Linked DNA regions of Homo sapiens: region 2 is linked to region 1. The links are chromatin loops, found by intact Hi-C in ENCODE. Cell type or tissue: endothelial cell of umbilical vein. All regions are shown on one strand. Each heading gives the region's core, and the rest is flanking DNA. Links, peaks and the distances in the headings are about the cores only.

Evidence for each region. Hi-C counts contacts between places; a loop is a spot of excess contacts. Peaks named below come from ENCODE experiments on the same cell type or tissue, not always from the same donor. Only the 100,000 strongest peaks of a DNase experiment are listed, where the experiment ranks them.
Region 2: a loop joins it to region 1, with 5 times the contacts of the local background. A loop is called at or near these places in 21 of 110 quality-filtered maps.

The regions. Positions count from the first base shown.
Region 1 is chr11:111,593,125-111,609,568 of GRCh38, reverse strand. It overlaps SIK2 (salt inducible kinase 2), which reads right to left and starts at 7,120. Exons shown (of 15, transcript NM_015191.3): 1 at 6,871-7,120. The coding sequence starts at 7,005. RefSeq lists silencers at 6,355-6,514, 7,065-7,504 and an enhancer at 7,595-7,734. In endothelial cell of umbilical vein, for the core only: CTCF peaks have their summits at 4,983 and 7,432; DNase peaks (open chromatin) are centred at 4,988, 5,658, 5,878 and 7,318; H3K4me3 peaks cover 2,192 bases; H3K27ac peaks cover 1,306 bases.
Region 2 is chr11:111,699,083-111,715,526 of GRCh38, reverse strand. It overlaps SIK2 (salt inducible kinase 2), which reads right to left. Exons shown (of 15, transcript NM_015191.3): 5 at 14,517-14,641; 6 at 13,952-14,075; 7 at 12,104-12,324; 8 at 10,388-10,540; 9 at 3,152-3,316. It also overlaps a transcript of PPP2R1B not described here. Among named protein-coding and RNA genes, the nearest start is that of PPP2R1B, 59 kb to the left of the region's middle. In endothelial cell of umbilical vein, for the core only: no CTCF peak of the experiment used is centred there; a DNase peak (open chromatin) is centred at 8,286; H3K27ac peaks cover 1,557 bases.

The DNA.
Region 1 (16,444 bases), core at 3,270-11,269:
GGGAGGGCTGTTTGAGCCAAGGAGTTCAAGAACAGCTTGGGCAACATGGCAAAACCTTGTCTTTACAAAAAATTTAAAAATTAGCCAGGCATGGTGGTGTGCACCTGTAGTTCCAGCTACTTGGAAGGCTGAAGTGGGAAGATCACTTGAGCCTGGGAGGTGGAGGCTGCAGTGAGGTGTAATCTCGCAACTGTACTCCAGCCTGGGTGACAGAGTGAGACCCTGTCCCCCCCCCAAAAAAAAAATTGATTTGACTTTTATAATAGTGGGTAGGAAAAACAGATTGGGGGAAAAGGTAAATGGTCCGATAGTTATATACTCACAAAAATTAAACTGAGAATTTTTAAGATGATTAAAGAAGTGATTAAAAATAATCCCCTATCTTAAAAAGTATTTAAACAAATCAACAAAAAAGACAATGCAATTAAATGGGTCAAAGGACAAAAAAATTTATAAAAGGAATGCAAATCATCATCATATAAAACTGTACAAAGTAATTAAAGAAATGCAAATTGAAGTAACAAAATGTAAACATGTATTTGTTAATTAAAAATAAAAATAGAAAAAAATTTAAAAGTAATGAAGAATATTATTTTCTGCTATCAAGTTGGCAGAGATTTAGAAAATAATATTCCTGCAAAATATGAGTTCTTCCTGGTGAAAATTAACGGGTACTCCTTTTCTGGAGGGTAATTTGGCATCCTACACCGTAAGATAGGTAATGTACATACTCCTTGACCCAAGAATTCCATTGCTAGGCAATTACACTGAGGAAATAATTAGATACATGCACAAAGATGTATGTAGAGGGATGCCCTCTGAAACATTATTTTAGAAAGAGAGACAGGAAGATGGAAATAGACTAAATGTTCAGTAATAGGAAATTGATTAAATAAAATATGGATAGTCAAATGCACAAATACTATTTAACTATGCTTTACATAGTTTTCAAACTTACGGAAATGTTAACAACATGTTAAGTAAAAAACACAGATTATATGCATACATGACATCAATTTTATTACATACATATAAAATATATGTGAATAACTAGAAGAAGATGAACCAAATATTAACAGGCATTATCTCTGGGTCTGGAGAGTGGAAGTAAGGATGTTAATCTTCTTCTTTGGGCTTTTCAACAATGTTTACAATGAAGATGCATTGACTTCTATAACTGGGGGAAACCATATCAATACTATGTTTACTTTCAAGAAGAACTTAAAATAAATTTTAGTATTGTTTCTCAGTTTAATTCATCCAATATTCATCTCTTAATCTGTTTAAAGTATTTAAAAATTTTTTTAAAATGAAGTTTCTGATGGAATTTCCAAGTTTATCTTTCGATCTTCTAATATCTCAAAATGGATATATAGGCTATTTCTCTGTGAAGGATGGGAAAGTATTCTACACCAATGTTCTGAATAAAGAAAGTTTTATATAATTTATTTCGAAAAGATGGAGGTGGAAGGTAGAAGAGGTACTAGGTACATTAAAGCGGAAAGAACGATATCCTAATGAATTCTGGAACCCATTTGCCTCCAAGGAAATGAATCTGCCATCAGCAGTGGGTCATAAATCAAATGTCATCATGTGAATCCAAGAAGATAGGCCAGTTTCAGTTATTTCCAAATAATTGTTTTCTTAATTGACTGGTACTGAGATAGTATTTCCCAGAGGGTTTAAAATCAGAACACATTAAACTCTGTTAAAGTTAAAATTTCTACAGAATATAAACATTTACACAACTCTTATTTTGCATGTTTGTTCCCACTCCCAAAAAAGAGCAGATCATTTTGAACAATAGTTAGCAGAATACTTTGACAAATACTATTTGTCTGGGGTGCCAAAAACTACAGAAAAATTCTATGAAAGTATATATATTCCATGACAAATACAATTTTATTTCAATACAAAATTAAAGATCATACATAAGACTAGATACAAATATTAGCGATTGAGTTATTTGGTAACAAGTCCTTCTGTTGCACATAGTACAGTTGCTTCTTGAAATCTGGAATATTTCACAGTACAAGATTAATACCAAGACTACTGAAAGGAGTCTTAAAATTTTAAAGCAAAATAGAAAATTCAAATGTATTTTTAAAATGAGTTCTCTTCAAGAAACATCATAATCAGGGTGTAATATGCCTTTCTCTTGTTTCTGACTTTGCTATAAAAATGCAATTTTAATACCTTAACAATTCTGAAAACCTTTTAAAAATCTTACATTTTAAGGTGGTAAAGAATTAGGCCTAACTATAAAATCCCCAAAATGCACATGGAAAGCTTTTTAGCAAACAAATACAGTTTTCAAAATGTCCTTGTTATCAGTTTTGCATTCCAAGTTCTCTTAAGGGTAAGTAAGCAGCCTGACACCCACATGCCATTTTAATAAGGTCATTTTTAGAACCTCTATGAAATATCTTTATGATTCCACAGACTATACATTTACATGCTCTTTAGCTAAGCAATATGAGAGGTATATGGTGTTGAGGAAAACTCAAGTTATCTATTATAGAAAAGGTCTGAAAATAACTAGTTATGGTTATCTTTGGGGTTGTGATTTTATGGGGAATTCTTTTCATTTATTTATAAGTTTTTTTTTTTTTCTTTTTAATGAGACTGGGTCTTGCTATATTGACCAGGCTGGTCTCCAACTCCTGGCCTCAAGCAACCCATCTGCATTGGCCTCCCACTGTGCTGGGATTACAGGTGTCAGCCATCTAGCCTGGCCTCCTATTTATACTTTTAAATTTCTCAATAATAAACACGACAGATTTGGTAATAAAAATACACTACTCTTTAATGTAAAAATAATACCTTGTTACTTAGGAAATTTCCTTTTAGGACTTTACCAGCAATTTCTCCTCCCTAAAAAAAATGTAAAATGCACACTCAGTTATAGGCACAAAAATATTCACTGCGTATTATTTACTATAAACAAAAACTGAAAATTGCATAATATTCATTAATAAGGGAATTGTTAGGTAAAACGATATTCATCCACAAGGTAGAACACCATGCAGCTAACAAAAATGTTTTTATAAAGTTATATATAATAAACAAAACGCCTAGGTTATAATATTAAGTAGAAAAAAGAACATAATTTATATATATGTACCATGTGCTTTCATCTATGGAAAAAATGCATTTAAATAAAAAGACTAGTGCCATAATGTTAAGAATGGGTTATTCCCATTAGTGGAGGAATTATATGTATACTTTTTTGTTCACTATACTCTTATTTTTTATATTATAATAAGAGACTACTTCTTTATTTATTTTTCTTTCTTTTGTCCTGAAAGCAACAAGAAAGAAACTGTTTCTTAAATAGAATACAAAAACATTTAAGGATACAATTGGCTTTTCTAGAATTTTACTTAAGAGACAAAAAACTAGCTATACCACTAACTAGAAGGAAAAAGTTATTTCCTAATACTGTATAGTATTGATAAAATAAACTACTCAAGGACACTCACTGAATAGCAAACAAGCAACCACTATTGCCTCAAAGTTTAACAGCTGACATGCTATTATTCTTTTCCCATTATGCTAATTTTATAAAATTAGCATCTCTAATTCATAAACCACAAACTAATACTACAAAGCCTTTGCAAAGCGTATTAGGAAGCTGGATTCTACCACCACCTGTCTTCCCCTTTGGATGCAAAATTCACATCGAGATCTAACACAATACCACTTCAGATGATGATGTAATTATATTTCATAAACAATGTTAAACTGTTTGATAGATTCGACCAAAACGAAGATCTCTTTTGTCCACTATTTTTTTCCTAAAAGGGAAACAGACTTGAATCTCCCAAGTTCTGTAGAAATACATCATTTGTGAGTGATATAGAACAAGAGACAGAGAAGAACCAGTTAAAAATAAAAGGGTCCTAATTGCTCATTACATAGATGATTAAGCCCTAAAATTTGCCTCAGAGTCAAACTTGGGAAAAAAGACCTCTAAGTTTTAAAACACACAAACTTGTATCGATGTTAAAGCATAGTATATAAAGAAACTTTTATCGTCAATAAGTATAATTGTGATATTTTGCTGATATTATTTTTATACCATATTCATTGTTCCACTATAACTACTGTAGTATGTTCTGCCATGAAAACTGAATTTAAAACAAAAGTTTTAATTAAACATCTTATAGTTTTTAAGGTAGTTGTATTTATCAAAAACACACAAACATTTATCCAGTGAATGAACGAATAAGGATAAATAACTGCTGTAAAAAACATCATTAACAATGGAATTGTTACTCCCATGGAATACTTTAAGAAACAATTGGGCCAGGCGCGGTGGCTCACGCCTGTAATCCCAGCACTTTGTGGGGCCAAGGCGTGTGGATCACTTGAGGTCAGGAGTTCGAAACCAGCCTGGCCAACACTGTGAAACCCCGTCTCTACTAAAAACACACAAATTAGCCGGGCATGGTGGTGAGCGCCTGTAATCCCAGCTACTTGGGAGGGTGAGGCAGGAGAATCGCTCGAACCCAGGAGGCAGAGGTTGCAGTGAGCCGAGATCGCACCACTGCACTCCAGCCAGCCTGGGCAACAAGAGCGAGGCTCCGTCTCAAAAAAAAAAAAAAAAAATTCAGAGCAACTTTACAACCTAGAGATCCAGAGAACTTTTCTGTTCAAAGATTGCTTTGACATTTCACTTATCCCTCTCTACCTTAATATCTCCAATCACACCCACCAAATTACCACAGATACCCTCACCCATCTCAAATTCACACTATTTCTTTTTATATGTTAATAACAGCTTCTTTAGAAAAGCACAGGGAAATGGGTTCTGCGGACTAAACATTTAGCTTTTAACGTAAATCATTTTACACATATATACTACACACACGATTTAGGATCTAAGTCCTCTTTCACGATCTGACCGGTGCTTGTTCCAATTACAAATGAATGCATTGATCTCACTCTGATAGCCAAACCACGGTATTACTCCATAGTGCCCCCTAGCTCTTTAAGATATATTAGTTTAAAACGGACACCATTTGAATTGTCAACCTCAAAGTGTCAATCACTCCACTTAAGCAGCTCTTACTGTATTAACTAAATTTGACCTGATAAATAATAGATGACTTAATTAAATCTTGCTATTAATCCCAGTAAGAGCTGATGAGAAAAAAATATTAAGAACTGATGGATTTGGAATTCAACCACACGATATACTACAGTTCAAAAGTTTTGTAGAACCTCTCTATAACTCACAATTTGTTTGTTTTTAGAAAGTCATTAAGCAAGGACTCATAAAACATGCATTTAAAATGCCTTCTTTTATGTAACTTAAAGGGAAATGGCATGGCATAGGCCATGGCTCTTCAGAGGAATGGAACCAATTTCTTCATTTTAAAAAATGCTGGGATCAGATTAAGATTTAACAATATCACTATAGTCAAGTTATCATTATCATTACAAACAATCTAAATTGCTAACTGGTAAATCTGTGAGAAGAAAATATCTGACCTTGGTCCTGATTCTAAAAGATAAGTCAGATTTGGACTGGTTCAGGACCAGCAGGGGAAGGCAAAAAGTAAAGAAGACAGAATGACATATACCCCTTCCTTTTGGAAACGGGATTAAGCAAAACTTCTAAGTACAACTGCAACTCCAAAAATCACTCACGTTTGCAAGTGCCCTTCGCCTTACATAAGTCATTCTGAAAAGAAGTCCTACTTTATTCTACACTCAAACTCCAGTACATTCGTACTAACAAGGGAAAAAGCAGAATAGGACCAAAACTGGAGGGCAAACAAACAGGAAAAGGATGAAACTCCAGGAGGAACTACAATAAGGCAGAGTAGAGTACGTCAAAACCACTAGGTTTTATTCTAAAGAATGGTTTTGTTTCTACCGTTCTTCTAAGGTATTTAATTTGCACGTCTTAAAATAGAGACCCTGAGGAGAGCAGCTTGAGGCAGTGGAAGGAAGGGGGGCGGGTTAGGTAAGAACAGAGACTTGTGAGAGAGTATGTGCGGTGCATTAGAATGTGCAATGAAGAGGGTGCAGGATTCACCGTCAGGAAGCAGTTGAGGGCTTTATGAGTAGAGGCAGAATCTGATATGGTTTAAAGAATGCGTATTACAGCCAGAATGCACACCTGGTACAGTGACAACCCTAGACAAGTAGAAGACCAATCCACCCACCGTGCAAATGCAGAGATGACCATTTTAACCAGTTCTATTGTCTGGGGCATTAAATGGAAATGCCCCAGGCAAGAGATCAAGCTAGCCAGACACCAAATCAGAGACACCCTGGGCCAAAAGGAAGGAGAGGAGATGGACAGTGGCCGTGGGGGTATTCCCAGCCATGGGGCCCTTCCTCGTCGGGCAGGGGAGGGGCGCCGGGGTCACGGGGGCCGCACGATCCCCCATCCGCGGAGCCCAAGCGCAGGCGGTCCCCTCCTCGGGCCGGCGACGTCTCTCACGGCGCAGCCTGGGAACACCGAGACTTCCCCTCCCACCCCACCCCCAGCCGAAAGCAGGGAAGACGCGGAACTTGGGCTCCGGAGCGGAGGCCACAGACCAGGTCACGGCCCGGGTGGGGGGCTCTGGGCGAAATTCCGGGTGGCCACCGGGGGTGGCGTAGGGGAAAGCAAAGCCCCGGCTGGTTGCGTTTCCAGTCGGACGACACTCGGGTCCGGGTGCCCGGGCCCGATCCCTTCGCTGCTCACCGACCCCCTGCACCTCCTGGGTCCTCACAGTCCCAGGCCCGCTCGCCTCCGCCAGTGAGGCGGCCTCTCGGGTCTCCCCGGTCCCACCACTGCGGCCGCCCCTCTCGGTAAGCAGCTCCTCTCCCGAACCCTCGCCTCGGACGCTCCCGCCGAGCCCCGGGCCGCACCTCCGTCTTGGTGATCCGGTGCCGCCCCAGCTTCACCACAGCGAAGTTGCCCTTGCCCAGCGTGCCCTCGATGTCGTAGAACCCCACCCGGACCGGCCCGCGCTGCAAGTGCCTCGGGCCATCCGCCATGACCATGCTGGGCCCCGCTGCTAGACACGGCGGACAGGAGCGCGGGCGGGCGGGAGGGTTGGCAGCGCGGCTTGGCTTGGGCGACGGCCGCTCCGCTTGCTCCTTCGCTCCTTCGCTCCTTCCCTCCCGCTCCCCAGGGCCCAGCCAGGCGCGCGCCGCCGCTGACGTGCGCCGACGTCAGGGGGCCGGGGCAGGGGGGCGGGGGCGGGCCCGAGCCTGGATTGGTCACCATGGCGACCGAAGCACCGCCGACGTCGGCTGCTGGAGAGTGGGGGACGGCGCACGGGGAGGGGCGCGAGCCTGGCCGGCGCGCTCCTTCCGGGCTCAGACGCCCTCCCCTCGCCCCTCCGCCTCACCGCTGCCAGGGGCGGGGTCGCTGCTCGGCCCGCTCCGTTCCTCGGCCTTCCAGGCGAAGGGCAAGAGCGAGCCCTGGCGGACCGTGCGGAGGGGTGCAGAGACCTGGATGCGGCCTGCGATCTCCTTCCCCGCCCCGGCGTTCTCCGCCCACCCGGGGTCCTTCCCGCCAAAACCTCTCACCTACAAGTACAGCGCGTCCTAAATTTGGCACCGGCAAAGAACTGTGGCTGAGCAATGCGTTGCTCACAGGCTCCTTTCTTTGTGTCCTTTTCTCTTCTCGTTGCTATATATAATAAAACCCTCCACGTTTTGATGTCTCCGAGGAGTCATTCTGACAGCAGTGCAGTCGCTTATAGACTCACAGAATGTCAATGTCAGCGCTGAAGAGATCTTGGAGATCACTTAATCCAGAGATTTGGAGCCTCATGTGAGCTTCAGAGTTTGGAACCCCCTAAAACACAGGCCAGTTTTTGCTTATGTGAGCATGTCTCTGGGGAGATGGACCCGTAGCTTCTGTCAGATTCCCAAACGCGTTGGTGACTCTGAAAAAGTTTAGAAATATTTCTCTAATCCAATTTTTTTCCCCAAAGGACGAAGAAGACCTCAAGGAATAAAGGGAATTGCCTAGGTCACACAGGCAATAGTCGAGGTAGGATTATAAATCACACCACGCTTCCAAATGTGACTCAAGGAAACAGGGACAGTGACACCTCACTATTTTGAGATGTATCATATGCCTTTATATCTTGGTTTCTAAATACCATTCTCCACCTAAAGGAGCCAGACTCCGTGGCGAGATGGCTCATTCGAGGGCAGAGACAGGGAAAGTATAAAATGCCCTTGAAAGATCCTGCTCCTTAAAGCAAGGAGATTTCTTGGCTATGTCAAGGAAGATATGTCAAAAGAAAGCAGATGGCTCGAAGGTGCTCCCCCCTTACCAAATCTGAGACAGTTTGAGTATCAGGAATAAATAATGGGCCGGGCTTAGTGGCTTACGCCTGTAATCCCAGCACTTTGGGAGGCTGAGGCGGGTGGATCACCTGAGGTCAGGAGTTCAAGACTAGCCTGTGTGAAACCCCATCTCTACTAAAAATGCAAAAATTAGCCGGGCGTGGTAGTGGGCGCCTATAATCCCAGCTACTCGGGAGGCTGAGGCAGGGAGAATTGCTTGAACCAGGGAAGCAGAGGTTGCAGTGAGCCGAGATCGTGCCACTGCACTCCAGCCTGGGCGACAGAGCGAGACTCTGTCTCAGTAAATAAATAAATAAATAAATAAATATAGAAATTGATTCTAACACATTGAATTTTTTAAAAGAATCGTAGAGCATACTTACTTTTAAACAGAAAAATAAAGAGGGGAGAAGTGAAATGACGGTGGAATGCCAACTAATATATGTTAGAAGAAATGACAATTAGCAAATCATTTGGCAGCCATTACAGTAATAATGGATTCAGACAATTATCAATAGATGTTAAAATCATTGAATAAAATTTGGCTGGGGAACAAGATATTTGCACAGTCTTTGGATTTCTTATTCATGATAAAGGGTTAACAAGGGTACCTCTACAGTGGAGAAATCTGACCGACACTACCCTAACCAAATGATCAAAGTTAATGTCACCAATTATGTGATAAAATGACATGATGTGCCTCCAGATGTGAGGCACTGAGGTTACAATATCTCTTAAGTAGTATTCCTGTCAAAAATGCATATTATGATCTAGAAACATCAGAAAGATGCAAACTAAGAAACATTCTACTCAACAACTGACCTGTATCCTTAAAAAACATCAGTGTCATGAAAGTCAAAGAAAGGCTGAGGAACCATTCTAGATTTAAGGGATTTAAAAAGGCATGGCACTAAAGGCAACATGTGGTCTTGAAAAAACATGCTATAAAGGAATATTTCAGAACAACTACTGAAATTTGAATATGGATTACATATTAGATAAGATACTGTTTCAGTGTTAAACTTCTTGAATTTTATAATTGTACTGTGATTATAAGAGAGAGTATCCGTTATTAGGAGATACACACTAAACAATTAGGTATAAAATTTTTGGCCGGGCGTGGTGGCTCACACCTGTAATCCCAACACTTTGGCAGGCCGAGGTGGGCATATCACTTGAGGTCAGGAGTTCAAGACCAGCCTGGGTGGTGGTGCGCCTGTAATCCTAGCTACTCTGGAGGCTGAGGTGGGAGAATCGCTTGAACCTGGGAGGCGGAGGTTGCAGTGAGCCAAGATCATACCACTGCACTCTAGCCTGGGTGACAGAGTGAGACTCTAACAAAAAACAACAAAAAAAAACCTTTTGATATATGCAACTTACTGTCAAGTAGTTTAGCACAGATAGATAAGGCAAATGTGGCAAAGTTTTAAATTGATAAAATAGGTAAAAGGTAGGTAAAAGGGTATGTGGTAGATCGTTGTACTGTTCTTGCAACTTTTCTGTAGTTTTAATTTTTTAATGAAAATTAATATATTGTGTATTATTTTATTTTAAAATTTATATATATATATTTTTTAGTGCAAGATGGCTTTTGGGCCCTCCACTGCTCCCTGTGCTTCTGCTTTTCACTCTCCCCAAGCAATACCTTATTCTACCATGAGGTATGTTGTTTGCAAAAGTGAGGGGAGAAATGGGGGAAAGCTGTAAGGCTGATCAGATTTCTGAATTGATGGGAGTGGTGTATGAGTGGTCCTCTAACTAGTGAGAGGTATTCTAATTAGGCTAGGAACCTACATATGTATACCAGTTCAAAAATAGTTCCCATGTGCATTTTGCCACTTAGATGATTGTATTTTTTTTTTTTTTTGAGGTGGAGTCTTGCTCTGTCGCCAGGCTGGAGTGCAGTGGCATGATCTCAGCTCACTGCAACCTCTGCCTCCTGGGTTCAAGCGATTCCCCTGCCTCAGCCTCCCAAGTAGCTGGGATTACAGGCACGTAGCACCATGCCTGGCTAATTTTTTGTATTTTACTACAGACGGGGTTTCACCATGTTGGCCAAGATGGTTTCGATCTCCTGACCTTGTGATCTGCCCGCCTTGGCCTCCCAAAGTGGTGAGATTACAGGCGTGAGCCACCGCGCCCAGCCAGATGATTGTATTTTAATTGTTCTGGGGGTGGGTTCCTTTGGGAATCTGATGAAAAGCCACTTAACCAAGAACCAGAAAATACGCAGGGAGACCCACTACAGTGAACAACCTCATCCTTTAAAGTATACCTGTTGAATGGAAATGGATTCATTTGAGTATTTAAATTAGATAACCAGGCCAAACACCTACTTGCACAGTCTGGGAATAAGAATTGATTTGGGGCTGGAAAGAAGAAAAAGGGAGGACAGAGAGTACCAAAAGGTTTTGGAAAGCTGGAGTTAGTGTGAGCATGCTGGGTGTCTACAAGTTAGAGAACAGGAGGCCAGAAAGAGGGAAGAGACAGAAGGGGCTGTGCCAAAAATCAGCCTTACTCATGTGGAAATGCAGTGGGCGTGCTACTCAGCGTTACTGGTAGGCTGTAAATGAAACCCTGAAGAAATACATATATGTGGACTAATTTAGAATACTGCAATCTTGGATTCTGTGATTCAACTCTTTCCTTAATCCAAAAGACCTACTCATCCCTGTCCTATTTCAACCCTGCCTGTCTCTTATGTATTTTTGTTTCCAATTAAATGATAGCTGTATACATTTTAGCAATTATTAATATTATCCAACTCCTGCTTTCCTTTTCTCTTCCTCTCTCCCTCTTTCTCCTCTTCTTTCTCTTTCCCTACACACACACACACACACACACACACCATCCTCAGGAAAAAAGAATAAAGATAAGAGGGAAAAGGAGAAGAAAGAGAGCTTCATACAATCCCCATCTTTCTTTTCCGTCTCTGGTTTTAGTATCAGTGAGGGAAAGCACTCTAGTCACCAAATTCCTTTTTGCTTGAGCTTTCAGATGCAGCATTCCCAGCTGATGCTGTGGGTCTATGATATTTAGCATTGAGTTGGTTAAAAAATGTTAACAGAACACTTTAAAAGGTAAAAAGGTGTACACAGAGAAAGAATTAAGTAAGATAGTGAGAGACTTAAGAATTAATTCTATAACCTACTTAGAATAAAGTGGATTATAAATAAATATGTGGAATGAGGAGACGAGTTAGCAAAGAGGTAATGAAAAAGTGATCTGAAATGTGAGGAAAGAAGACTTCATGGCTCACAATTCTGTATATTATTTTGCTGAAGCAGACAGCCTGTGAACCTGAAAAAAAGATATGTACCATTTGTCTCCCAGCTACTGGGGAGGCTGAGGTGGGAGAATGGTGTGAACCCAGGGGGCGGAGCTTGCAGTGAGCCGAGATCGCGCCACTGCACTCCAGCCTGGGCTACAGAGTGAGACTCTATCTCAAAAACGAAACAAAACAAAACAAAACAAAACAAAAAACTAGGCTTAGGCCTGGATTTAGATTTAGTTCAAATAAAAAACTGATGAAATCTTTATTAGACAACTTTGCTTAGAAAAAGTAGATTACAAAGCTAGAATGAATACTTTGCCTCTTATATTAACAAAGACAGAAGTACACAAGAAAATCCAAATCACTGACCTGTGCTCATTCCAAGGGCTTCTTATTAGTATAAAGTACAGCTATTCATGAAACAAACATCAATCAGTCAGGTTAATCAACATGTGGATGCCACTACATGTAAGGTACCATTATGGAAATAAACTAGAGGATTGAAGTTATTTAAAGAAAACTTTCTTTAGTACTTTTATTTTTAAAATAGCTTTATTGAGGTGTACTTAATATATAATGAGATGCACACATTTAATATATACCATTTGATGAGTTTGAACATATGCATACACCTGTCAAACCATCACTACAATCAAAGTAATAAATATATCCGTTACCTCCAAAAGCTCCCCACTGCTCCCATGTTTGTGTGCCAGGAGCGGGGGGCTGGGTGGGGGTTGGTAAGAACACTTGAGATCTACTCTCTTAAATTTTTTAGTGTACGATACAATATTATTAACTATAGGCACTTTGTTGTTCAGATCTCTAGAACTTATTCATCTTGAATTACTGAAGCTTTATACCCATTAAACAACTTGCTATTTCTCCCTTCCCCCCAGCCCCAGGCAACATCATTCTATTCTGTTTCTATTAGTTTGACTATTTTAGGTAGCTCATGTGAGTGGGATCATGCAGTATTTGTCCTTCTGTGACTGGCTTATTTTATTTAGCATAATGTCTTTCAGGTCCATCCACGTTGTTTCATATGGCAGGATTCCCTTCTTTTTTAAGGCTGAATAATATTCTGGTGTGTGTGTGTGTGTGTGTGTGTGTGTGTGTGTGTGTGTATGTATATTTCTTTCCATTCATCTATTGATAGACATTTAGGTTGTTTCTATATCTTGGTTATTGTGAATAATGCTGTAATGAACATAGGAGTGCAGATATCTCTCCAAGATCCTGATTTCAACTCCTTTGGATAAATACCCAGAAGTGGGATTGATGGATCATATGGTAGTTCTATTTTTAATTTTTTGAGGAACCTCCATACTGATTTCCATAATGCTGTACTGATTTACATTCCTACTAACAGTATACAAGAGTTCTGATTTCTCTATATCCTTGCCAACACTCATTATCTTTTTTTTTTTATAATAGCCGCACTAACAGGTGTGAGATGCTATCTCATTTGGGTTTTGATTTGCATTTCCCTGGTGATTAGTGATGTTGAGCACTTTTTCATATACCTAGTGGCCAATTGTGTATCTTCTTTGAAGAAATATCTATTCAAGTCCTTTGCTCATTTTAAAATCAGGTTATTTGTTGTTTTTTTTTCAATTGAGTTGTAGGAGTTCTTTATATATTTTGGATATTAGGCTCTTATCACATATATGGCTTGCACTTCTTTTTCTCTAATTCCATAGTTGCTTTTTCACTCTGTTGATTGTTTGCTGTGCAGAAGCTTTTTAGTTTAATGTGGTCCCACTTGTCTATTTTGGCTTTCATTGCCTGTACTTTTGATTCCATATCCAAGAAATCATTGCCAAGACCAATATCAAGAAGATTTTCCCCTACATTTTTTTCTAGGTGTTTTATAATTTAAAGCCTTTCATCCATTTAAGTCTTTAATCCATTTTGAATTGATTTTCTATATAGTGTAAGGGTCTAGTTTCATTCTTTTGCATGTGAATATCCAGTTTTCACAGCACTATTTGTTCAAGAGACTATCCCTTCTTCATTTTGTATGGTTGGCACTCTTGTTGAAGATCAGTTGACCATATATGTGGAAGTTTATTTCTGGGCTTTCTATTTCTTTTCATTGGTCCGTATTTCTGTCTTTATGCCAGTACTATACTGTTTTAATTACTGTAGCTTTGTAATATATTTTGAAATTAGGAAGTGTGAGGCTCCCAGCTTTTTTCTTCTTGCTCAAGATTGGTTTGGCTATTCAGAGTCTTTTATGGTTACATATAAATATGCATTTTTTTTCAAGCACACATGGAGGATTCTCTAGGATAGATCACATGTTAGGTAACAAAACGAGTCTTAAAAATTTTAGGATGACTGAAATCATGCCAAGTATTTTTTCTGACCACAAAGGAATGAAACTAGAAATCAGCAGAAGGAAAATTTAAAAATTCACAAATACACGGAAATTAAATAACACACTTCTGAACAATCAATGGGTCAAAGAAGAAATCAAAAGGGAAACCAGAGCCAGGTGTGGTATGTGCCTGTAATCCTTGCTACTTGGGAGGCCAAGGTGGAAGGATTGCTTGAGCTCAGGAATTCAAGGTCAGTCTGGGCAACATAGTGAGACCTCATCTCAAAAAAGGCAGGTGGGGAGGGGAATAAAAAATATCCTGAGACAAATGAAAATGAAAATACAACATGCCGGAACTTATGGGATGCAGCAAAACCAGTACTAAGAGGGAGGTCTTTAGCTAACCATGCCCTAGTTTGGTTTTATCTGTGATGGATCTTCTCTAAATGAAAAATGTGTGACTCTCTAATTTTTTAAAAATAATTTCAAAATTTTTGTATCTTCTCCCAGATGACAACTTTTCTTAGGACCTTAAGTTTGAAAGGGATCTTAGAGAGTATCATATGAGTCCATCTTCCTATCTGAAACATAAATTTCTAAATATTTGATGGGTGACATTAAGCCTTGCTTTACTGCTTCATGCAGGAACCCAATCTATTGTGAGACAGTTGGCATCAATGGAAAGCACTTCCTTATTATTGGTTTCATATCTGCTTCTAACTTCTGCCTATAGATTTTAGTTCTTTTCTCTAGAGCAAGACATTACATACACACACACACACACACACACACACACACACACACTCACACACATTCTCTCATATTCTTTCTTCAGTTTTCCAGGCAAAAGATTCCCAACTTCACTGTCTAGCTGACTATTTTTACCCTTATTTTTGTGCTTCTCTAGACACTAGTTTGTCAATGTCTCTCTTAAAATACTGTTCAAAAAACTGAACATAGTAGCCCAGGTGTAGTCTAAGCAGTACAGAATACTGGCCACTGACCAGTCGCTCCTTTGATCTGGACTCCATGTTCATATTAATTCAACCAAAAATTGGGCTAGTTGTCGTTTTAGTAGCCACATCCCACAGTTAAGACCAAGGCGAACTAAAACCCTTGGGTCTTTAAAAATAACAATTATTATTGTATTAAGTCACCCTTATAGTTTTCTTAGGCAATTGATTTTTTAAAAATATAAATGGAAATTCTGATAGTTAAAATGTCATCTTGTTGATTTTGCTCCTTGTTCCAGATAAAATAATCATTTTGATTCTTTGCTCGCCACCTATCATATTACCTAATTGTTAGTTTTCTAAGCTGTCCACAGATTCCACCAACATGTTTTCTATATTTTTATTGGAGTCATTGTACTTGGAGTCACTCCTAGTACAAATGTATGGCTCATAGTAGGTTCATGACTGTGGATTGGTAAACTGGTAAATAGGGCAAAGTCTGGGCCGCAGTCCTAGACCTGGCCACTAAACATCTTCCAGTTTAACTTCCATAATTTATTGGTCCACCTTCATTTGATTTTTTTTTTTGTTGTTGTTGTTGTTTTTACTTTTATTTTTTGAGACGAGGTCTTGCTATGTTGTCCAGGCTGGTCTCAAACTCTTAGGCTCAAGTAGTTCACCTGGCTCAGCCTCCTGAGTAGTTGGGACTACAGGCATGAGCCACTGTGTCTGATTTGGTTTTTCATATAACTCTGAGTTACAGGAAGATTCTATATTCATGCTTCTGGAAAAAGATTTTAAAGAGGGGTCAGGTGTGGTGGCTCACGCCTGTAATCCCAGCACCTTGGGAGGCTGAGGCAGGTGGTTCACTTGAGGTCAGGAGTTTGAGAGCAGCCTGGCCAACATGGTGTCTCTACTAAAAATACAAAAATTAGCCAGGTGTGGTGGTGTGCACCTGTCGCCCCAGCTACTCTGGAGGCTGAGGCAGGAGGATCACCTGAGCCTGGGAGGCAGAGGTTGGAGTAAGCTGAAATCGCACCACTGCAATCCAGTCTGGGCGACCTAGCAAGACCCTGTCTCAAAAAAAAAAAAAAAAAGATTTTAAAGAGGCATCTTGACCTTCTAATACCAATAATTCAATGTGTAAGCTACTTAACTCTCACTTACTTTCCCCTTAGTTCATTCCTATTATTGGAGTATTTTACTAATCTTCCCACCTCTATTAGATCATGAATTTCTTTTAGGGTAAGGATCATATCTTAGTAATTTTTGAAATTCCAAAACTTTTTAGCAGAATTCAGCAAGTGCTGTTTAGTTTGACATTTATTGCATTCATGTGCTAGCCATCGTGGTAGACACATACAAACATAAGTCAGACACAGTCCTTGCCCTTGAGAATTTTTTGGTTTAGAGAGGGAGTTGTAAAATCCAACTGCTTAAGTGTGAACTTTGGCTCTGCTACTTACTAGCTGGTGACCTTGGGGAAATTACTTAACCTCTGTTTGCTTGAATTGCTGTTAAATAGTGCTAAATAATAGTGCCTACCTCAGAGGATTGTTGTGAAGAAGGTAGACACACAAACAATTT
Region 2 (16,444 bases), core at 4,489-12,488, 100 kb before region 1:
TTTTAAGCACTGAAGATTTCTGGGAGGGAAGGAGAGCTGAAGTCTCTTTGAGATGCACAATACCTGTCCCCAGTTGAGAGGAGAAATGCAAGTATCAATACATGCAGCAATGAAGCATCAATCAGAAAACAACAAATGGGTGTTACAGTAAATGCACATGAGGCAGTCTCAATAAAAAGGGAACTGTGTCTCTGATAAGTTTTTCTGTGTGTGTGTGTGCACTTATTTATGGGCCCCAAGAAAGAGGTCTTAGGGAGGGAAGAGGGACAAGCGTTTTTGCTGACATAAATAAAACGGTCCACAAAGAAGCCCGGAGGATGTCTATGGCCTGACTGAGTGCCAGCATGGCATTGCCAGTGTGGGTGACCAGCTCCAGCGTGGCACTGCTCTTCCTACAAATGCAAATATACCATCTAGCTCCTGTCTATATCTTTTGCAAAATCATTCATTTCCTGCCTGTTTTCTGGTTACAGTAACAATCACAAGCTTTAAAAATAGCTTGCCCTATATAATACAGCAGTCAGTGCCCAATCTGTGTTTTAGGCCTGATGCCCTCACAGACAAGCCTTTAGTCAACTGCATTTTAATTCTTTTGAGGGAATTACATCTTTAAAATAAATGAATGATGCTGCCTTAATTTATGTCTAACTTTCTGAGTGGGACTGTAGTAGCAACCACAGACAGAGAAGAAAGACTGTCCCTAGGCAGTGGACTCATCCTTAGGGGCCCAGACACTAAATCCTTTCGGTCAACACTGGCTTGTGGCAGCCTCGCACTGAGCTGCCTGTTGTGGGCTACGCTTGGCTGAACTCATGGTCGGCCTTCTTGAATCTGCCCTGCCTTTAGTTCTCCATTTCTGAAAATGGCTCTCACCCTCCATCTAGGCTCAAAATCTTGTTACTGGTTTGGACTTCTCCCTAGACCTTAATAGTCTATCAATTTTATCTGCACCATCTCTATCTGCCACTATTCTAGTTCAGGCCTCATCACCTCCCTCCTGGACACGTGCTCTAACCTGTCTTCCTGGTCACCAGTTTCTCCCCTGCACCGGGGCACACACAGTGATATGCAGGCTAACTTTCTGATGTGCAACATGGATCCCAGAGCTTCCTTGCTCAAATATCTTCAGCAGTTTCCTACTCCCCTAACAACTGTTCCTTCAGTTGTTTCAACTGATACCAAACCCTATCCCCATATTGAAAGCACTCGCTTAGGGAAAACATCTAAATTTCTTGGCTTGCCATTTAATGCTAACCTCCTCCATCTTTATTTCACACAGCTTCCCTGCATGTGCCCTTTTCCTCAGACCATCTGAACCCTTCTCTATGGAGATGGACTTAGGCTTCCCTAGTACTTGCTTTTTCAGTCTTGTCTCCACTGTAGACATCACTCCTCACCCCCGGTTTCCAGCCACCTGTCCTGGGTCTACCCGTCTTTCAATCCTCAGTTCTGACAGTTAAACCGGACTTTCCTGATCAAACAGCTAAAAGCAACTTCCCCTGCCTCGTTCTGATTTATACTTCCTTAAAGGACTGATCATATTTTATTTATTTTTTTTTTGAGATGCAGTCTTGCACTGTCGCCTGGGCTGGCATGCAATGGCACGATCTCGGCTCACTGCAACCTCCACTTCCTGGGTTCAAGCAATTCTCTTGCCTCAGCCTCCCGAGTAGCTGGGATTACAGGCGCCCGCAACCTCCCCAAGCTAATTTTTGTATTTTTAGTAGAGACGGAGTTTCGCCATGTTGGCCACGCTGGTCTTGAACTCCTGACGTCATGATCTGTCCGCCTTGGCCTCCCAAAGTGCTGCGATTACAGGCGTAAGCCACCATGCCCGGCCCATATTTTATCTTTTATCAATTTATTCAGCACCTGGCGCTGTCTTTCAGTATGTATAATGTTTCTTCTGCTAGGCTATAGTGGACTCTGGAGAGGCAGAGTTCATGTCTCACTCATCTTTTTATTATCTAAAGAGGCTAAAAAGACAGGAAACCATTATTTATTATCTATAATCTGTCCCAAACCTCACACACATTATCTCAATTAATCCTCATAATAGTCTCATAAAGTTGGTGTTCTCCTTTTATATAAGAGAAAACTGAGGTTCAAAGAGTTTTGTTACGTGGCCCAAGTTCACACTAAGAGGAGGTCTATTTTGAACACGCTCCAAGACCTGTGTTTTCTATGACACTCTACTACCCATTATTATGATCTTCTATACATCGCTTATGCTAAGTATATATAATACACATTGGAAGTTAAAGAGACATCTATGAATGAGAGAAGCTGTCATCTTCTGTATCCTAAATGCCAACTTCATTCCACATACTAACTTTTATTTTTATTAATTTATTAATTTTTTGAGATGGAGTCTCACTCTGTCACCCAGGCTGGAGTGTGGTGCTGTGATCTCGGCTCACTGCCACCTCGGCCCCCTGGGCTCAAGACATTCTCGTGCCTCAGCCTCCTGAGTAGCTCAGATTACAGGTGTGTACCACCACGCCTGGCTAATTTTTTGTATTTTAGTAGAGATGGAGTTTCACCATGTTGCCCAAGGTGGTCTGGAACTCCTGAGCTCAGGCAATCTGCCCGCCTCGGCCTCCCAAAGTGCTGGGATTACAGGCTTGAGCCACTGTGCCTGGCCCAGCACATTAACTTTTAAACATTTCCAAATTGGACAAAAACACATGTATAACTGATCACAAAAGACGGCCCATCATTTTGTACCTGAGGTACCTATGCAGAAGAGCAGCAATAGTAATCAAATAAAGCCCAATTTGGCATGAAAGTTAATTTTTTTGTTTTCAGCATTAATTTGTTAGGGAAAAAACAAACAAACAAACAAACCAAACACTTGTGAGAGATCTGGAAACTTGAAGAGAGAAGGAATTAGTGAGCGAGAAAGACAGGGAGGACTTTTCAGAAGTCCACGAGGTCTGACAAATTACGTAATGGTCATACTGGTCATAATGATAAACACTGACAAGAGTTGAGCCTGGACACTGTTCTAAGGTTTTTCTCCACAAAAGCATCACTCCTGAGTGACTTAACGAAATGATAAAGTTCAATAAAGCCAAAGTACAACACTTGTGGACCAAACTGAAATCTCTCGCCAAACTGCCAGTTCTGAGACTCTCAAACATAGCCGTACCTTTGGAGTGTCCACACACTCTTCTTCCATGAATGCAGCTTCCGCCTGACAGCCAGATGCTGGAAATGAAAAGGCCTCCACGTTGGATGCCTGGGGGAGGAGGGCAGATCGCAGCAGCCTCATGTTCGGTGAATGCATGGTCACTGGGAGCCCCACAGTCTGTGCCTGTAAATATGGCAAGAACAGACAGTTTGGGAACATGAATACCTTCTCTATAAATACACAAAGTTCTAAGAATAAAATAATTCTTCCTGTGGCAATTAAAGAATGAATATTTATTTATTGGAAACTCCAGAAAGATTTAGTGAAATATATACATGGTGCAGACAGTGATCTGAAGCAGACTCAGCAATCGGTTACTCTGAAAGAGGTCGTACAGAATTTCATTTCTGCCTCATGAGGGGATGCTTGACTTTCACGCAGGTGACGAGAAAGCTAGCTTTTGTGAGGAATCAAGAATGTTCCTCGTTCAATTCAACAAACATATTTGTCTCTTTCTTTAAATATAATACCCAGACAGATAAAGAATAGAAAAATCTTAGGAGCTCAAAATTAAACCAGGGACAGATATATACACACCCACAAGTAACTACAACACAAGGGACGCTGGAGTCAGTGCTGTGTCTCTGCCTGCCCTACCCGCCTTTTTGGTGTAGGTGAGATGGTAAATATTTATTGGTAAGGGTGTATGCGAAGAGGAAGAAAGAGAAGCAGCAGTCACATGGGGTGACAGGAACATCTTCCTTCCTTCAAGGAGATGCACAGCCTGGACTCAGCCTGCTGGCCCAGTGGAAGGAGAGAAGCTTACTGCAAGCTACGCTTACTGCAAGCTATGTTTTTGAAGTCAACCCACTATAGAAAGCTCCTGATGGTTTGAAGTCTGTTCTCACGTCTCGTTTGTTAACTACTCTAGGGAAACAAGCATTACAAATGCTTCTTTTAAAAAATCATTTAAGGCCAGGCGCGGTGGCTCATGCCTGTAATCCCAGCACTTTGGGAGGCCGAGGCAGGCGGATCATGAGATCAGGAGATCGAGACCATCCTGGCTAACATGGTGAAACCCCGTCTCTACTAAAAATACAAAAAAAAATTAGCTGGGTGTGGTGGCGGGTGCCTGTAGTCCCAGCTACTTGGGAGGCTGAGGCAGGAGAATGGTGTGAACCCGGGAGGCGGAGCTTGCAGTGAGCCAAGATCCCGCCACTGCACTCCAGCCTGGGCAACAGAGCAAGACTCCGTCTCAAAAAAAAAAAAAAATCATTTAAAAGAGAATTTTTCCTTATGACAATTGGCAAAAATTGATTTTAAAGATGAAGCTGCTGAATGATCCTTTCATCACCATCCCTTCAAAACTACCAGAATAATTTATTAGATGTGTTTTGAATACAACAGGCACTGCACCACATCTGAGAAAACAATCATCATACTAGACTATGAAAGGCAGAAGGACAGCCTGTATTTTTCCGGCTATAGTTATTTCAAGGGATACAGGATGGTGAATTTTAAACTCAAACAAATCAAAGGGACAAAATGGTATGAGATTCTAGCTTCTCCTCTACCAAGACCTGAGTTTGATTCCTGGCTCCATCACGTACAAATTGTGTGACCTTAATCAGGTTTCCTAACCTCTCTGAAACTTATCTTCTTCAACTGTGAGAGCACAATGCCAACTTCACAGTGAAGTCAGGACTGTAAAAGGTAACATGCAATGTCCTTAACTCAGTAACATTAATTCCTCCTTTCCCCTTCTTCCTAAAGCCTTCAAATGATCACAAGAATGTAAGAATTAGTTTGCAAAATGAATGCAGTCTCGTTCTCAAATACTAACGGTTCCTAGTTAGAATCTTGGATTGATGATTTTCAAGGATGGGGGGATATGTTAGAAATATATTTTATATTTGAATATACTCTGAATATATTTTCAACATACTTTATATTTGGTATATTCCAATATTAATATCACTGGCTATACTGTATAAGATAAAGTAGCATTAGCAAAGTGTCAGAATGGTATGGATGCCCCAAAACAAATAAACAAACAAGTAAACAACTGCATACCATTCAGAGTGTGATAAAGAAATAGCTTTCCTTGTGTTGTCATTCCTCAAGCTTATATTCTGTGCCACTTCTGATGTTAAACAACTTTTTCTTTTCAAATATCAGGCTTTTAAATTATCTAGCTACTATGTAAAATTTTTATCTAGTCAATATGTAAAATTTACACTTCCCACTAAAGTATATTTGCTACATTCTTCTTACCCCCATCAATAGCTTTTCAATCAAAGGATAAAACTGAAGAATTGATTTCTACTTCCCAACTTTATTAGACTGCTCCTTCTCTATGAAGGTAGTCTGAATTATTAGGGCAACGCATGACTGGGGGTGCTATATGGAAATGAGATGCCCATGCCCTAACTACGACACACTGCTCCGTCCCTGACTCTCACTAGCTCGGACGCTTTAAATGGCCAGACGGTGCTGTGCCAGACCAAGCGTAGCACATAGTCCTTGACAGTGTTCACATCCGACCTGGACTACTACAACTGACTGTGAACTCGGTTAGAGGAATAACAGACAGGATCAAGGAATAACGCTTTTTGTTGTGACAATCACTTCCTAGGAAATATGGTGGGTTTTAGGAGTCTTGTGATCACTGAGGGGACCAAAGGAGTCTTTTTGGAACAAGAGAGGGTATAAATATACAGACAGCATGCTCAGCATTACACAGTTGATTAGCAAATATTAAATAAATAGATGGTCAATATCCCAAGGAAGCAGATATTATCAAGATATTCTTTAAGAGTGTCAATACGCAATGATTATGTCCAACAAATTGTGATCACTCTTTAGACCACATGTTTAGTGCTTTGAATCTCTTCTTTGGACTTTGTGCTCTCCAGAACCATTAAAATGAAAATAACGTTCTTTCCTATGGGAAAATCGTTGCTATTCCAATAGGCAAATACTTGTTATGACCTGAATTGTGTCCTGCCAAAATTCACAAGTTGAGCCCCTCACCACTAATGTGGCTATATCTGGAGACAGGGCCTTGAAGAAGGTAATTAAGGTTAAATGAGGTCCTGAGGTTGGGGCCCTGATCCCACACAGCGGGTATCCTTATAAGAGGAGGGAGAGACACCAGAGATCTTTCTCTCCACACTTGCGCAGAGAAAAAAGCCAGTGAAAAGACAGCCAGCTACAAGCCAAGAAGATAGGCCTCACCAGGTAGCAACCCTCATGGCACCCTCATCCTGATTTCCGGCCTCCCGAACTGTGAGAAAATAATTTCCGTTGTTTAAGCCACTAGGTCTGTGGTATTTCGTTACGGCAGCCCTAGCAAACAGGCACAACCTGTTGTGAAGGGCAACCTCTAAACAGTAATTAAAGAATTGGAGGTGATTGTTTCATTCTTGTTTGTTTCCAGCTGATGGAAACTTGCAGTGGAAGGACTGTTAAAAACAAGTGGTTAGGCCAGGTGTGGTGGCTCACTAATTGTGTGACCTTCATCAGGTCCTGCAATCCCGACACTTTGGGAGGTCACGGTAGGAGGATTACTTGAGCCCAGGAGTTTGAGACCAGCCTAGGCAACATTGCAAGACCCTATCTCCACAAAAAAATAAAAAAATAATTAGCTGGGCGTGGTGGCATGCACTTGTGGTCCCAGCTACTTGGGAAGCTGAGATGGGAGAATCGCCTGAGCCCAGGAGGTTGAGGCTAAAGTGAGCTGTGATTGCCACTGTCCTCTGGCCTTGGTGACACAGCGAGACCCCATCTCAAAAACAAAACCTCCCCCAAAACCCCACCAAAATTAGTGGTTAGAATGTATGAGAAAAAAATATGACGTATTTTTTCTAAATAGTCTCAACTCAATTAGATCTAATACTTCCTGCATGTTATACAGCAAACATAAGCACTCCAAATCTAAGAGGGGAATCCCACTGTTGTCTAAATAATAATAATGAGTACTTTATTTATTTTTTTTTATGTTTTACTTTTTGGGACAGAACCTCACTGTGTCGCCCAGACTGGAATGCAGTGGTGTCATCTCGGCTCACTGCAACCTCTGTCTCCTGGGTTCAAGCGATTTTCCTGCCTCAGCCTCCCGCATAGCTGGGATTATAAGCACGCACTACCATAACCGGCTAATTTTTTTGTTTTTAGTAGAGATGGCATTTCACCATGTTGCCCAGGCTGGTCTCAAACTCCTGGGTTCAAGCAAACCACCTGCCTTGGCCTCCCAAAGCGCCGGGATTACAGGCATGAGCAACTGTGCCCTGTCATAATGGGTATTTTGTAACTAGGCTATGAACTTCTTAAGGGGAGCAACTGTTTCCAGGGTACTTCTGAAGCCACAGTGGCTAGGACTGTGCCTGGCATGTCAGTGCTCTATTTGTTTAACTAAACTCCCGGTACAGGTTAACTAACTGTATCTTGGTAGCAATCTAATGAAGTACGTATTGCTGTTCCCACTCTGTATTTAAGGGCACAGGAACTCAGAGACGCTGACTTGCCCGAAGTCACTCAGCTTGGTGTGTGGAACCCAAGGTCTGCATGATTCCACAGCTCACGTTATCTTTGTATTGACTGGATCATGTTGTTTCCTCAATTTTTTTGCTACTATATCAAGAAACAAGTGATTTGCCACTTCTTTTAAAAAAATTAGAACATCAAGGAATTAAAGTGAGAAGCCTTTACTAAAACTTTAGGCACATTTATATCCATAAAAACAGAAGTCTATTTTTTAACAAATTCAACACTAAAACTCAAAATGTGAAATCTCTGAGAGGAGGGGGCCTGTTGCTCAGCATCCAGAAGGCTCTCAGGCAAGCATGTGAATGAGCATTGAAGACTCCATTTGAAGTAGAAGCATTTTCAGTTACACTAAGCAGGTTCCATTGAGACTTGGGTCAATGCATAAAGTAAAAAGGACACAGAGTGCTTGGTAATTTAAAAAATTATCGAACATAAGAAGTCACGTTTATGTATCTGAACCCTAAGCCAAATTAAATATAATTTGAGATATGCCGGGGAATTTGCTCATAGTCTAGACATGAAAGGATATCGTGTACAATAACACATGCACGTGCTCAGGAACAACTGTTTATATAACCCCTCACCACTCCCTCACTTGCGTAATGTTTAAGAAGAATAAAGAGACTTGGCAGGGAAAGCCTGCTGGCCCTGGGGGCTTTCCAGCTTCCTATCCTTTTGTCTAGTGGCATTTGCAAGAAGGAAAGAGTTCCACTACGTCTTACATGTTTTTCATTTTATCTCCTTCTTTCTCGGTCTTGAAAGCAATACCATTCAACTTCGAAGATTTCCAAGTGCTCAAAGATACCCTAACTCAAGTGTCTGGAACTATATGGACACATTATTTTACTTACATCTGTATCAATACTTTTTTTTTTTTTTTTTTTTTGAGACGGAGTCCTGCTCTGTCACCCAGGCTGGAGTGCAGTGGCGGGATCTCGGCTCACTTCAACCTCTGCCTCCCAGGTTCAAGCGATTCTCCTGCCTCAGCCTCCCAAGTAGCTGGGACTACAAGTGCTCACTGCCACACTCGGCTAATTTTTGTATTTTTAGTAGAGACGGGGTTTCACCATGTTGGCCAGGATGATCTTGATCTACTGACCTTGTGATCCACCCACCTCAGCCTCCCAAAGTGCTGGGATTACAGGTGTGAGCCACCACGCCCAGCCAATACTCTTATTTTATATATAAAGTACGTATAACAAAATATACCATTTATCTACTAAAATCAAGAAGATTTAATTCCCTTTTTTAAAACATACTCTGTAGATGCCAATGCAAAATTTTATTATAATCCTGTAAATTTTGTAAAACTGCCAAAGAAATACAAAGTCAAAACTCTCCTGCCCTTATTTTTGTTTTGAACAAAGTCAGTTACAGAAGTAGACAGGAAAGTCAATGGAGCATACTAACCAACCATTCATCTCAACCTCTGGATGATTCCCAAATTTCTAGCCTCAGCCTCTCTCCTTGGATCAAGATCCACATCTTCCTCCTGAGCAACTGAGTTAATGCCACCCCTATCTTCTCAGGCTCTGGCTCAAGAACAGAGTCATCTCTAAGTCATATTGTCCCTTCCTCCCCAGCAATTATTTATTACTTTATATAACAAGTACTTACATAGCACTTACTATGTGCCAGGCATATAGTATTTCACAAATATTAACTATTTCACAGATATTAACTAATTTAATTGTCATAGCATTCTATTATTATCCCCATTACACACTTGGGAAACCAAGGCACAAAAAGACCTTAAGAAACTTAAAATGTCACATAGCAGGAAGTGGCAGAATTGGGATTTGCTCCAGAGTCCCTGCTTCTAACCACCACACTGAGCTGCCTCTCCGAACCATTGCTAACTTCATACAGAGTCTACCTCTAAGATGGTTCTTATACTTGCCCCTTCTTTTCTACTTCCAACAGTGCCATATGAGTTTAAGCCTTCGGTATTTCTCATCTCTACTGTAACACTCTCCTAACTGCTCTCTCCAAATTTCTTCTTTTCTCTATCTGACCCATCCTTCATAATGCTACCAGATTAATTAGCTTAAAGCATCGATAGAATTTTATCATTTTTCAGCTTAGCAGCCTTCAGTAGGTCCTTGTTGCTTCTTGAATTGTAAGTAAACTCTTTACCTTGGCATTCAAAACTCTTCACAATAATGCTTCAACTCACCACTGACCAAGTCCTCCCCATCTGTGAAGATGTGTCTTACATGCCATTCCCCCTGTTCAGATGTGCCCCTCTCTCCCCTGTCCCTGCTCTGCTACAGCTCTCATCTTTCCCTATTTTGAATGATGGTTGTTTATGATCTTGTCTTATTTCATTTTTATAGCGCGATGTCTCTGAGGGCAGTGACTGTAGTTTATATATCTTACCCCCAACAGTGCCTAAGAATAGAAGCTCGCACGTGGTAAATCTGTAATAAAAATTTGTTAAATGGAATTGAATGTAAAGGCTAGTGATAGTAATTCTCAACATTGTGAATGATGAAAACAATTTTAAAAAACTGTTTGAAATAAAGTTAACCCTTAAAAATGAGGAAGTGCTAAAACATTTGAGAATCTAGTGAATGGCAGGCAGAAATTTTACAGAAAAACGGAGTGTAGAGGATGAAATCCTAACCCTGTGTATAAGATGAAAAATGTATCAAACATGTGAACAGGCACATGCACAGATAAGACTCTCAGCTAAGGGGGCATTACCTTGGCAACTGTTTGCTCAGCAATGGTGCTAGGCCGACGCTGGCGGCCATCAAGTCTCTGCTCCACTGGGAAACTGCTCCGATGTGATTTCAGGCGCTCCACCAACAAGAAATAAATGGCAGCAAAGTGGTTATAGCTCTTGTTCTGCAAAGACTGAAATAAAAAACAAGTGGTAAAGGCAAAGAACTGTAAAGACCAATGCAATGATCTACACATGCCTAAAAAAAAAGAGGAAAGAAATTGTGTGCTCTTAAAAATAGGGTGAAAAACAAAGTGTCTCAAGATGAAAGCTGCTCCAAAAATGTGACTGGAAGGCAGAAAACTTCAAGTCTCTAGTATTAATTATATAAAGGATGATCCCTTTAAATGGGTTTACCAGCCCTTTAACATTAACAAGATCCATTTATTTTTCTCCAGTCAGAGAAAATGCCATCATTGTCTCATGTAGACATTCCCCAATGCTGCCATATGGCCCCATCTCATAGCTGTAACGGTGGTGTAAGGTCAGTTAGCAACCTGAGCCCGAGGCTCTAATTCCATGGCTTCAACACAAATCTGAACCACTGAAAACTCTGAAGTGAATGGTTAAAGTATGTGGAGAACTTTCTGTTGATTATTTTGGGCTGGAGAATGGCATCTGGATGCTAAATTGAGAGACACTATGTCTCCGTTCTTAGGTAATTTTTTCCTCTTGTTTTTGCAGTCCCACCCTCTTAAAACCTTGAAAATAAAGTTGCTTCCCAAATGTTCACATCTCTAGCCTGCCAGCTTTCCCAGATATTGAGGGAACAGAGAAACAACTGCTCCTTTGGGTTCTAATTCCACCTGACAGTCGGCATGGGTGCTGTGCAGGGCACCAGGATGCAGAGCACTCTCAGCAAAAATCACAGGTCAGTGGAATCACACGCCCAGCTACTGCTCAGGATGCACTTCATGGACAAGTACAGAAAAACATCACTGGGCGCAAAGTGAGCAAAGCAGGAGAATCAGTTTGGTTTCACTTATGGCTACGTGGCGGGGGAAAGGCAGCACAGCCCGGAGCCTTGGTCTTTCACAGCAAACAAGGCGGCATTTGATATTCTTTCTTGTTATGTTTCTTCCTGAAGAGCACTGTTTGCTTTTTTACTATCGTAAAGGTATTAGAAATACGTATATCCTATAAGTATGCTAACTATTCGAGGACAGAAATAAAAGCCAAGAGGAATTTTCCAGGTTCATGACCCTTCACAGTTCTATGACCCCTAATACTTCCAAATCAGGAGCCCACCTGTTTTTGCCTTCTTAGTTTCTCCAGTTCACAATCTAAATCCCCTGGCTTTCTTAAACCTGATACCTACCCTTCTTGTTTCCTGCTTGGCCCTTTGCCTATCTGCACATTTACATTCCATACAAACTAGTTAAATACCTATGTAAAACTTCATGCTTCATCTTGGAAGAAACTTTCTACCTTGTATTTGTTAAGCTTCCATCTTTGCCTTTTCTGAGTCTTTTATAAATGCCTCCTCTTGAATGTTTTGGCAGATGGGGGCAAAGAAAGGAATTTAAGATGCTGAATAAAAGCAAATATAAATAGAGTCTGATGTCATCTATAGGGAACACTGAACAGTACGCCTAGGCGCTGGAGATACATGTGCTAAAAGACCAGGATGACAGGTGTGAGCATGAAATTTCAAGTAGCTAAGTGCAGTAGAACCCCGAAATCTCTGATCACTTTACCTCAATGGTTTTCTGCTGATCTATTCCAAGGCTGTGCATCAGTCGCAGAACCTGCTCATTAAACTCCCCGATGGATGGCTCATTTTCTTGCTCTTGTGGATAGAGAACAGGTCTCTGGACAGGAACTTCTATGAGCATCCATTTATGCTCCTTGATTTGGGCTATGGTTAGCCGTTTGGATGGGTCTAGGACCAACATCCTTCGGATAAGGTGCTCGCAATCTATAGAAAACACAATGTTACAAAAGTCACAAGAATCACCTTGCACTTCAGGGTTATTTGCTTGACTCATGTGACTTTGTACAAGGGTGTTAATCTTTGTATCCTCTACTGGAAAGCAGAAGGTCAAATGAATAAATGAACACATGCAGGCTACTTATATTTCTCAAGTTCACATGGTGAACAAATACCTAAGAAAAACAGGAGGGTGTAGGTCTATCAGATTCTGGGCTAAAGGAAACTTTCTACTGAATTTCACAACTGAAAATATCTAGAAACAGACTTTGGTTTCCACTAAAGGAAAGAAATAAGCCTCATTCCTAGAACAAGCAAATAATAAATCGATCCTCAGTCATATCTAATGCTGATATACTAAGGCTACGTAAGCGAGGCAAAGAGCTCTCCAACGGGCTGCTGCTCTCCTCCACATCACTGTAGCTGAGAAAAGTGTACATAAAATATTACTTACTTCTGACTACACCAAGAAAACCGCACTGCTGCAACTTTGAGCACTAGCATATTCTCTGAGCTGACATGATGCTCTTCACTCACACATAAGGTAACCTCCTGTCACTATATGGCAGGCGCTGTGCTAAGTGCTTTACACAGATTATGCCTATTTATTATATTATTATTGGAGACAGGGTCTCAGTCTCTTGCCCAGGATGGAGTGCAGTAATGCAATCACAGCTCACTGTAAGCAATCCTTCTGCCTCAGCTTCCTGAGTAGCTAGGACTACAGGTGCATGCCACCACACCCGGCTAATTGAAAAAAAACTTTTTTGTAGAGACAGGGTCTTGCAATATTGTGCAGGCTGGTCTCCAACTCCTGGCCTTAAGAGATCCTCCCGCCTCAGCCTCCCAGACCACTGGACTTACAGGTATAAACCACTGCACCTGACTGACAGATTAATTTAATTAAACCTTACAACACCCGTGCGGTAGGTGCTATTGTTATTTCCATTTTATAGATGGGGAAATTGAAGCAGATAGAGAGGAGACAAAACTTGTGAAAGTCATATGGCCAGTAACCAGTGGACTCAGGATTAAAACCAGGCAGTCTGGTAGTCTGCCTTCACAGTCCATGCTCTTAACTATGAAGAGTTATTATTTCTACTCTTAGTAGAAAGAACAGAGTTAAGAATGATAACCAAAATGAAACTAAGGGGTAAACTTAACTGCTATCTAGGTAACAGCTCAATACACGACAGGCAGGGATTATGGCATATCATCTGAATTTAGCAGAGTTTTGCCAGTTTGGCTTTTTATTTAATTAAAAAAATTTTAATTTTATAAAGTTCATTTCATATTGGAGTAAAATGGTTGTGAATCTGTATCTACAAAGGGCTTCGTTAAATCTAAAATAAACCTGGGACATTTATAGACCCAGAATGAATGAGAAGACATGCTGCTCTTAATCTGGGAAATGCTGTGTGTTTAGTTACAAGTAGAAGGCTGGAACCTGTCTCGCCTACATAAAGGAGGTTGCTTCTTTCTATAGCTTTTAACCTACAGCTCAGTCACTTTATTTGGCACCCAAACTCTTAGAAAAAAAGAAGCTTTTACCTAGGCATTTCACTTGGAGCACTAACACTGTAAAACACCATTAATAAGATGAAAAGTTGATTACCTTCTGACATGAAATACGGAATCCGGAATCTTCCTTCCAGAACCCTCTGCCTCAAAATTGGAAGAGTCGGTCCATCAAAGGGCAGAGCTCCACAGACAAGGACATAAAGAACAACTCCCATACTCTAGGGAAGAAAACAATGCAGAGACTTTTCTACCAAGAACGTCAAACACTCTTTGTTTTCCTGAACATCCCCAGGGCTCTTGAAATCATATGGACTGAAAAATTCCTGTCTGGATTTATTATTTTCTCAGAATTTGAAAAAAATCCAAAACCCTGACTACTACAATAAGTATCTTATAATAAATACCAAAGAATTTGAATCTGATAATTTTGATTACTACTTAACTTTAAATTACTGCTGATATTAGGATGACAACACCTATCCTTAGAAATTCTTTCCTAGGGATCCATTTCAAGATGCTCTGAGTAATTATAGTCCAGTGGATGGGGAAAATATGAAATACTGCTTATGTGTTAAGTACCAGGAGCTTCTAAGATGGGCCAGAACACCAAGTATTATCAGTATAGATGCATTTAACAACACAGCAAAGCAAAGCAGTACCCAGATGTCCAGCTGTGGTCCTTCATACTGCTGCCCTTCAAAGACTTCTGGGGCTGCATAAGGGGGGCTGCCACACCATGTTGCCAGCAGTTCACCACTTTTAAAGAAATTTCCAAAACCGAAATCTATTAGGATGGAAATAAATGTTATTTTCATCTATGCTCTCAAACTATACTGCATTTCTCTGTAATAAATTTTCTAATATGCTATATTAACAATATCACTACTATTTACTGTGAGGACTGGGATGGCATCTTATCTTGTGATGTTTCCCTGGCATTAGCACAATGACTAGCAAATAGTACTCAAGGAATGTTGCTGAATGAATGTGTAAATGAATCAAGTTTTCTTCCCAAAGCGAGTAAGTGAGAGACTGGAAAAATACTTTATATCATGTGAAAGAAAATCAGCCTTAAAGTGGACAACCCAACTAGTATTTGATAATCTTAGAATTTCAATTACCTGATGACTGCTAAAGAGCTCTTTATCTTAAATGGTCTATAAGGAAAGAAACAAATGAGTAAAGCTCTAAGACATTCACCTAAACACAACTGAGTGACTGGCTGCCATTACCCCAGATATATAACCCTTGAAGGCAACTGAGTGCAGTGTTTCCTAAGTAACAACCCTCTAAGTGTTGGTCCACATATCCTGTTTTAGGCAGATAACCATCTGAATAGCTCATTAACATATGATGGCCACATAGCCCAGCCACAAGCCACCTATCACCATCACTTATTTACTAATTTATGGATCGCAGTGGCATTATAGTTCAAAACAGTTAATGGCCTTCTCCTTATGATCTTAGCCATACTGACTCTACAGTTTTGATACAGAGAATGCACTCTGGAAACACTACTTAGATGCCTTCAACATGCATTAAAAAATTTAGTAAGTATTGTTACAAATGCAAGTTCATACCCTTTTGCTAAGCCTTTATAGTCTCATATTCTTACCGAAGAAACAAATACCTATTATCTTGTTAAGTTATACTCATGCTGTCTTATGTTGCTACATACTCCTGACTGAAGAGCCTGTCTCAGTGACAGGAACTGGCTCTCCACCCAGCTGGAGCACAGCATTGCATGCACAGTGAGCTTTAAGAGATGGCTCAAGAAAGACTGGATCAAGTCTCTACTGCCAGACAGATTGACTGGATTTGTGACTTTGGATCAGTCTTTGTGAGCCTTAGTTTCCCCATCTGTAAAGTGAAAATGATAAATACACTTAGTCAGCAGGTTGCTGTAAAGGCCCAATGTGTTAAAATAAGCTCACTCCATTCATACCTTGAGACCATACATACATGTGCACCTTAGGCAAAGCATTCTCTTAGCTTGCTAACATAAAAACTAGAGGCAAGCAGTAGTAACAGTAATAACAGTAACAATCCCCATTATTACAGCTTCATGGAAGAGTACAACCTATGAAGTTATGAGAACTACAGCTAATTACCAGTTTTATCACTTTCAAGCTTCAAGTCCTCTAGGAAAGTTATTTTTTCCATATCTATAAATGTAGTGATAATCCACCTACCCAGATAGGATGCTGTGAGGATTAAATGAGAATAAGAATGTAAAATGCCAGAGCATACTAGACGTGAAAGGTCAGCTCTCCTCCTCCTGTGAAACCATTACCACCAACTGTTGCCTTTCAGAGAAAAAGGTCCCAAAAAAGTAGATAGGAGGGGTAGAAAAAGTTTAGAGGGAGCTTCAAGGTTTAGGAGAGAAAAGAGGGTACATCTGGGGAAAGAGCTTCAGATACAGTCTAAACCTGGTGAACAACACTGTGGTCTGCCTTTGGTATCCAGGAGTGTGAGGCAAAGGTGGTGCCAGGGAGAAGTTCTCTCTTTACAATGTAACCTCAGCTCAGCTCCACAGTCCACTTTCCAAAATGACTGTCAGAAAGGCCTTATCTTCACAGTACCACCT